3 separate regions of the Homo sapiens genome follow, and regions 2 and 3 are each linked to region 1. Evidence: chromatin loops called from intact Hi-C (ENCODE). Cell type or tissue: GM12878. All regions are shown on one strand.

Region 1 (2,500 bases):
AAAGTAAAAAGAAACAGGTGAATTTAATACTGTACTTTAGTCCAATATAGCCATTTATCATTTCAACATGTAATTAATATTAAAAATTATTACATTTTACATTCTGTTTTTGTACTCTTTCCAATCCATCATGATTTTACCCTAGCAGCACACTTCAATTTGGACTAGCCACATTTCAAGTGCTTGACAGTCACAGGTGACTAATGGCTCTCCTATGGGTTATAGCCCAGCTCTTGACTCTTTGATCCACAAGGATAAGAACCACATCCACTTCCACATCTCCAGGTATGAGGTAGGTGCACAACAAATGTTGGTCACAAATGAGAGCGTGGAGGGGAAGTGGATCGATGAATGGTGGTCATGTTCTGCAGAGCCCCACCTGTCCTCCCAGGCTCTTACTCTGTTACTGGGCACCGAGCCTTTTAGCCACAACGGGATCAAATCCTGGGTACCTAGTGCTAAATTACCATCCCAAAGAGAAGGTGAGGGGAGGGCTTGAAGGACCCTGGGGTTCCAGGGCAGCATCATAAGGAGGGGAGTGTGACGAAAGAGAGGCAGGGGAATATTCATGCTGTGTAAAGGAGAAAAAGAAATGATCCCAGAGGACTCAGGCAAAGAGAAGAATGGGCAGAAGGAGGGAGGCATCTCCTGACATGGCTTTCCCTGCTTCTTAAGGACTTGCCAGGGGAAGCAAAGATTAATGGGAGGAATGAGAGAGAGAATACTTCATGCAAAATGTTTCTTTCCATGCTTAATTTCTCCTTTCATTCTTTCCTAGGCAGATAAATAGCAGAGAGTGATTACACAAAACTCTTCTCACCACGGATTCCGGCATTTGTGGGCAGCTGCAGAAGAGTAGGTGGGAGGATCTCCCAGATTATGAGGCCAGTTTTTCTGTGGCTCAGAGACTGCCAGTGACTCGCTCAAGATAAAACAGCTTGTTAGTGGCAGGGATGGAGCCCAGAAATCCTGTTTCCTGTCCTCAGGAGTGTGTGTTCGAAAGAAGTTCTTGGCAAAGGTGAGAATAAATCATAGGCTCTTTGAAGAGGACTCCAGTGTATTAAACAAATAGGTTGCTGAGATGCAGTTAACTACTCAGTAATGTAGTTGAAGAAAATTAATTTTTCATTCTGCCACTCAGAATATCGAGGCTGGCCATCTGTAAACACAGCCTGTCTCTAGGAGAACAGAGGTGGAATCCTCCTTGCAAGTTTAAAAAAATAACAGAGTAATCTCAGTGGATGTCTTAAGAGAAACATAATTATAATTTAGTTGACATATCTCATATCTCAGTGATGGTAAATAAACCTTCCCTAAATAATTCAATTATAAATGTTGCTCCTTTGGAGAAGTGAACTGAACTGGTCTTGAATGGAATTGGGTAAGTGTTTCCACATACAAAAAAACAGCACGTGCTGGCGAGAAAGCATGTCCCACATCTCAGAGCTCACTGGGGACTGCCTCAGCTACTGGCTCTGTAAACCAGCAGCTCTATGGTAACGGGACTCTCCTTCAACCACATGGCTGCCTGTGTGTGTATCTGATTGCTCTGTGGGGGAGTGGCAGAGAAGAACAATGTGCATTTATAATGGAGCCCCAGTACAGACCTTTCACCACAGGGACTTCCCAGACCAATCTTGTTCTGGTGGAATTCAGAGCCACTGAATGAAATTAAAGGCCATCAGTGGGGTCATGCCATGAACATCACATCATTGCTCTAGAAAAGACAAACCCATTCCAGCCACATCTGGACCACCTGCTCCCCTTGTAGAATGATTTCTGCAGAAGGGCCAATTTGCATTTCACAGGGACCTCGAGAGAAGGCTTGTCAACAGGTTGTCTCAGCTTGGAATTCCACAGCAAAAAAAAAAGATACTTTCTTTGAACTACGAGTCAGTCTGTTAAGTTTGGGGGAATTTGTAGAAATATTTGAAGAACAGTTGCAGTTTTAAATCCATTAGGATATCTAAGATCTTAAGCACAGGCTGTTACGGATATTTGCCAAGCGGAATTTTCACTTGAGTTTTGGTCTCATATAAAGCTCTGGAAACTGATTGAAATCCAGTAATACTCTTTCCCCTCCCCCAAAAAATCAAAACAAAACAAATGCCACAAACACAAAAGCGTTCCTCCTACCACCTTTCTCTGGCTCTGGAGAGAAGGTGGAATAGTCCTTATACTTTCATGCTAGGTTCTGATTAATCACCTAGGATAGACTTTGTGAGTGCCAATTACAGGCAAAGCATGTGCTGGTTCCAAGCTTTGGTGTGACTGTGGATGTAAGAAAATGTGAATATAAATGGCCTCCCTTGTTTACTGAGATCAGTGTGGCTCATTCTTCCTGATGACTTCCATCCAACCTGCACTGTTCAGGAACCAGATTATACAGTCTTAGAACAAGACTGGGAAGGCCTCAGAGTCCAGGACTCTGTTTTGGTCTTCTCTTGTTCCCCACTATGGCTCTCAAATACAGGGCTAGGGGCATAAAAATGCAGAGTGT
Region 2 (2,500 bases), 230 kb before region 1:
ATTGTTAATTTCTCAGGGGCTTATGTGCCCACTGTTCTGTCATGGGTCAGGTTCTTGGGCCTGTGGGTGCTTTTTCCATATGGCATAGCATTGACCCAGACATGCAGACACCTTCCTTTTATTAGGTAATTCTCTGACCCTCAGGTTTTGTCAATGTGAGTGTAGCAGCCTTCCTGAGGATTTAGAAGTTTCCTTCTGATGATGCAGACAGTCTACGTTTGAATTAGTCCCACACTTTATCTTTTGGTCACCACATTCAGCGACATTTCCACTCACTCTACTCCACAGAGTCCTGTTCCTGCTCACCATCCCCAGAATTCACCTCTATTTCCTACTTTTTCTTGAGTTTCAGGGTAAAACATATTTTCTCATGCCTAAGAGCTGCTAGATCTAAATCTTCTTGCTATTTTCAGCCTCTCTTAGAACTCCTGGGTGGAACAAGAGCTTCTGTTCATGAAAAGCTTCCTTCATCTCTGCCCTGTGAGCTGCTGTCTCTCTTTTCCCCAGGTCCAGACTTGCTTGCCTACCTGTAGTTGCTGCTGCAGTTTGCAGCCACTCACATCAGTATCTGCTGTTGGAGATCATTTTTCTCTGACAGCATTGGCTTGGCCCTCCCTGCTTGGGGCCTCCAGAACAGCCATCCTTGAGGAGAGAGAGAAGGCATTTCTTTTAAGAGGAGCAGCCAAGAAAAAGTGTGGTGGCAGAACTGACTGAGGGGTGTGCAAGGAACAGTGGGGACTGGGGCTGAGGGACCTGTTGTGTTGAGGGACGTGAGATGGTAGATGCCACAGGGCCCGGCTAGTCTGGAGGGGCTCCATGGTCTATGCAGGGGATAATGGAAGGACTTGTCTTTAGCTTTGGGCCATGCATGGAAAGTAAGGGCTAATTCTTAGGCAAATTTTTGTCTTCAGCCCTAAGCATAGTATCTGGGTCATAGAGGCAAATGATAAATACATGCTAAATAAATGAATAAGCACAGGAACAGGTTTTGTCAACTGTGAAAGAGATTTAAGGCATTAGGGGTTAGGTGGATCCAAGAGGCCATTTTGTAATCCATGGAATCCCACTCTGTAGACATCTACCTTAAGGTCAGCTCTGGGTTAAAAAAGGGCTGTCTCTGCTCCCCACTGGGCAATCCCTGGGGACCAGAGCTGACTGAGCCCACAGGACCTGGACTGGTGAGGCCCATCAGCCTGCAAGCCCCTGAGGGAGTTAGCCTGCTTTATTCAGCATTGTATCTCCAGCCCCAGCACACATGGGGCTTTAGGAGTTCGTGAAATGTGCCCCAAAGGAAATTCTTCCAAATAGAGACTGTTGTGGCCACCGGGTGGTGCCATTGTTCCAGCCGAAGCCCACAGAGCCTACTGGGAAGACCACATTGTTTGGAACTTTGAGTTGAATCCAAGGTTCTTCAACATATCTCTCAGGCTCTAATCTCAATGCAGTATATTCTCATCCCATAACAAGGGGATTAACAACACAATTGTAGTTAATTTGAATTGAGAAAATCTATTTCAGAAAGCAAAATTCCAAGACCATTCTTTCTCTCAGCCAGCCAAGAAGGGCCCAACTTGTTGATAGGGGAAGGTTCTGCACAAACTGGCAAATCGGCTTGCAGGCTGAACTTCCTACACAGCTCACTACTGTGCTGATTCACAGAACTGCAGAACTCACTAAGCATTCCGGCCCCTGTGCACTATCTTGGTACCCATCATAAAGGCAGCTGGAGACAAATACAGGAAGGATCCTCAACCTAAATTCCCATCACTCCTTCCACAGCACTCTTTGCTCGCAAGCTCTTGGTGTAGGATGCGTCTCTACTCTTCTCCATATGTTCATATCCTACCTTTCCTTTAACGTTAATTTCCCAAAGAGGACTTTTGTGTGCCCCCTGCTCCTAAAACCAAAACCTTCTCTGAATCCTGGAAGCACTCTGACCAAATGGGCTCTGAGAAGCAGCACTGTGACCCACATTTTTCTGTACCTGTTGTTTCTTGACTCATGATTAAGGTGGTAATTCCCTTTAGGACAAACTTCATTTTTTGAGTTTGTTGTGTTCCTGCACACAAAAAGCACTCAGTAGATATTTATGGATGTTGAACAGCAAAGTAAAACATACTGCTTCATATTCAAAGGGCTGAGAGATGTTTAATAGCTAAACATAAAAAGAGAGAGTTCCGTGGGTCATTACTCTTGTTCTCAGATAGCTATAGATTATGATTTTAGATTATAATCTGTACACTAGCAGTATGACTTTGTATTATATTATTATTAGAAATAATATTAATAATAAGTGCATTTATTGAGTGCCTAATATATAGTAGTCACTGTGCTGTGCATTTTACATATGTACCTAATTTTTTTCTCAACAACCCTGGGAGGCATTATTTCCATTTTCCACAGGGGGAAGAGTAAGGCTCAGGAAGATTAAGTAAACTGTTCAAGTTTCTAAGTTAATGCTGGCTGAGCTCTGTGGAGTTGACTGTGGGGTTCGAAAACC
Region 3 (2,500 bases), 360 kb before region 1:
TGGAACTAAGGTCATTATGTTAAGTGATACAAACCAGGCAAAGAAAGACAAACTTTGCATGTTCTCACTTATTTGTGGAAGCTAAAAATTAAAGCAATTGAACTCATGGAAATAGAGAGTAAAAGGTAGGTTACAAGAGGTTGAGAAGGCTAGTGGGAAGGGTAATGGGGATGGTTAATGAGTGCAAAAATATAGCTAGAATGAGTAAGATATAGTATTTAATAGCACGACGGGGTGACTACAGTCAACAATCATTTATTGGACATGTAAAAATAACTAAAAGAATATAATTAGATTGTAACACAAAAAATAAATGCCTGTATTATTTGCCTATATCAAAATATCTCATGTAACCCATGAGATACATACATACACACATATACCTGTAGTATGAACCCACACACACACAAAAGATTTCTTCAGCTTAGTTATTCATTCCCCCATCTGTCTTTTCTGCTGCTCCCTGTCTGTTTTTCTAGGATTATCAACTAGTCAGGTATCAGCAGGCTTCACAGGAGGTTTGGGAAGAGGCATGATGGAAAAACCTTTGCCCATACGGCAGCCAGGTCAAGTGTTCAGGTCATGAAACACAGAAAGGGACACCTCAGTTCCTGGGGTCTGTAAGAAAGTGGAAAAGGGAGCAGGGAGTTGTCCTGGCCTGTGGTTCATGTGTGGGGCTATGTCATTCCCTGAGGTCTCAGACCTAAAGGATTAAGTGAAGCTTTCCAGTACAGGAAGTGGAGGAGTTGCAGGAGGTGGCCATAGGTCATGTGCAAAGCCGGTTTTCCACCACCCTAACCCCAAATCCTGTTGGATTTCCACCACGTGCCAGGCTCTTTACACACTTGATGTCTTTTATTCCCCTCAACAACTGTGAGTTGAGAAAATATTATCTCACTTTATGGACGTCAAGGTAAGATAAGTGAAGTGATTTTACCAGGTAAGTAGTAGAGCTTGGTTTTGAACCCAGTAATCTCAGGTGAGGCTTTCCTCTCCTGTTATTGAATTAAATTCAAATAATATTCTTTTTATAATAAGTTTTACTCTAACTTGGTCTTTTGTAACTTCAAGGAAGTTGCCTGCAATTATTCTGTTTTTTTTTTTTTTTAAGTTTCTCTCTTTGAATATTTGATTGAACCAAATTTAAAATTTGCCAGCAGGTGGCGACACAAAACCAATAATTCAGGATACCAATCTCGGCGCTTTCCAGAGGACGGAATGGGACTTGCCACTGTGTCCTTCGCAGGTTGGGTGTCTGGCTTCATTTTGTGATTTCTGGGCTACTAGGCCCTCCACTTCTGCTCCCTGGGGGCTCATTCCGGTTTCTTAAAGTCCTCAGGACAAAGTCCCTACACCCTAGCCCTGTCTCACTTCCTGCCACTAATCTTCTCAGGTGACTTAATTCCCCTCTCCTCTCCACACTCTCCCACACACCCATTGCTTTGTCCCTGCTGGCCCCTCTGCCTGGACAACCCCTTATCCACTCCCCCATCTGGCTATTCTTTTTCATCCTTGGGGACTCAGCTAAAAGGTCACCTATGAGGAGCCCACCCTGCCACTGCCCCCCTGCCAGGCTGTGTGGGGCCCTTTCTCTGTGTGTGTCCCTGTTAGAGCACTGGTGGTCCTGGGGTCCTACTCTTTTTTGCTTGACTGCCTTCCTACTAGACATTCCCCTTGAGGGCAGGGACTGTGTCCTTTCTGTGTTAGGCCATTTTTGCATTGCTATAAAGAAATGCCTGAGGCTTGGTAATTAATTAATTAATTAATTTATTTTTAACTTTTCTTTTAAGTTCAGGGGTACATGTTACATACGTAAGTGGGTGTCATGGGGGTTTGTTGTACAGATTATTTTATCACCCATGTATTCAGCCTAGTACCCATTAGTTATTTTTCCTGATTTTCTCCCTCCTCCCACCTTCCACCTTCCGATAGGTCCCAGTGTGTGTTGTTCTCTTCTACGTGTCCAAGTTTTCTCATCATTTAGCTCCCACTTATAAGTGAGAACATGTGGTATTTTGTTTTCTCTTCCTGTGTTAGTTTTCTTAGGATAATGGCCTCCAGCTCCATCCATGTCCCTGCAAAGGACATGATCTCATTCTCTTTTACGGCTGCATAGTATTCCATGGTGTGTATGTACCACATTTTCTTTATCCAGTCTCTCATTGATGGGCATTTAGGTTGATTACATGTCTTTGTTATTGTGAATAGTCCTGCAACGAACATACACATGCATGTGTCTTTATAATAGAATGATTTATATTCCTTTGGGTATATACCCAGTAATGGCATTGTTGGGTCGAATGATATTTCTGTCTTTAGGTCTTTGAAGAATCGCCACCCTGTCTTCCACAATGTTTGAACTAATTTACACTCCCATGAACAGTGTATAAGTGTTCCTTTTTCTCCAAAACCTTGCAAGAATCTGTTATTTTTTGACTTTTTAACAATAGCCATTCTGATTGGCGTGAGATGGTATCTCATTGTGGTTTTGATTTGCATT

Evidence for each region. Hi-C counts contacts between places; a loop is a spot of excess contacts. Peaks named below come from ENCODE experiments on the same cell type or tissue, not always from the same donor. Only the 100,000 strongest peaks of a DNase experiment are listed, where the experiment ranks them.
Region 2: a loop joins it to region 1, with 7 times the contacts of the local background. A loop is called at or near these places in 3 of 110 quality-filtered maps.
Region 3: it touches region 1 in a loop (5-fold over the local background); 5 of 110 quality-filtered maps call a loop at or near these places.

Annotation. Positions count from the first base shown.
Region 1 is chr3:140,504,444-140,506,943 of GRCh38, reverse strand. The region is part of intron 8 of CLSTN2 (calsyntenin 2); the gene reads right to left. It overlaps CLSTN2-AS1 (CLSTN2 antisense RNA 1), which reads left to right. Exons shown (of 2, transcript NR_108084.1): 1 at 1-292; 2 at 779-1,326. Among named protein-coding and RNA genes, the nearest start is that of CLSTN2-AS1, 3.1 kb to the left of the region's middle. In GM12878, no CTCF peak of the experiment used is centred here; a DNase peak (open chromatin) is centred at 1,513.
Region 2 is chr3:140,736,101-140,738,600 of GRCh38, reverse strand. No RefSeq gene overlaps it. Among named protein-coding and RNA genes, the nearest start is that of TRIM42, 59 kb to the right of the region's middle. In GM12878, a CTCF peak has its summit at 1,336 (motif pointing right); no DNase peak of the experiment used is centred here.
Region 3 is chr3:140,862,570-140,865,069 of GRCh38, reverse strand. No RefSeq gene overlaps it. Among named protein-coding and RNA genes, the nearest start is that of SLC25A36, 78 kb to the left of the region's middle. RefSeq lists an enhancer at 1,163-1,212. In GM12878, a CTCF peak has its summit at 1,163 (motif pointing right); a DNase peak (open chromatin) is centred at 1,209.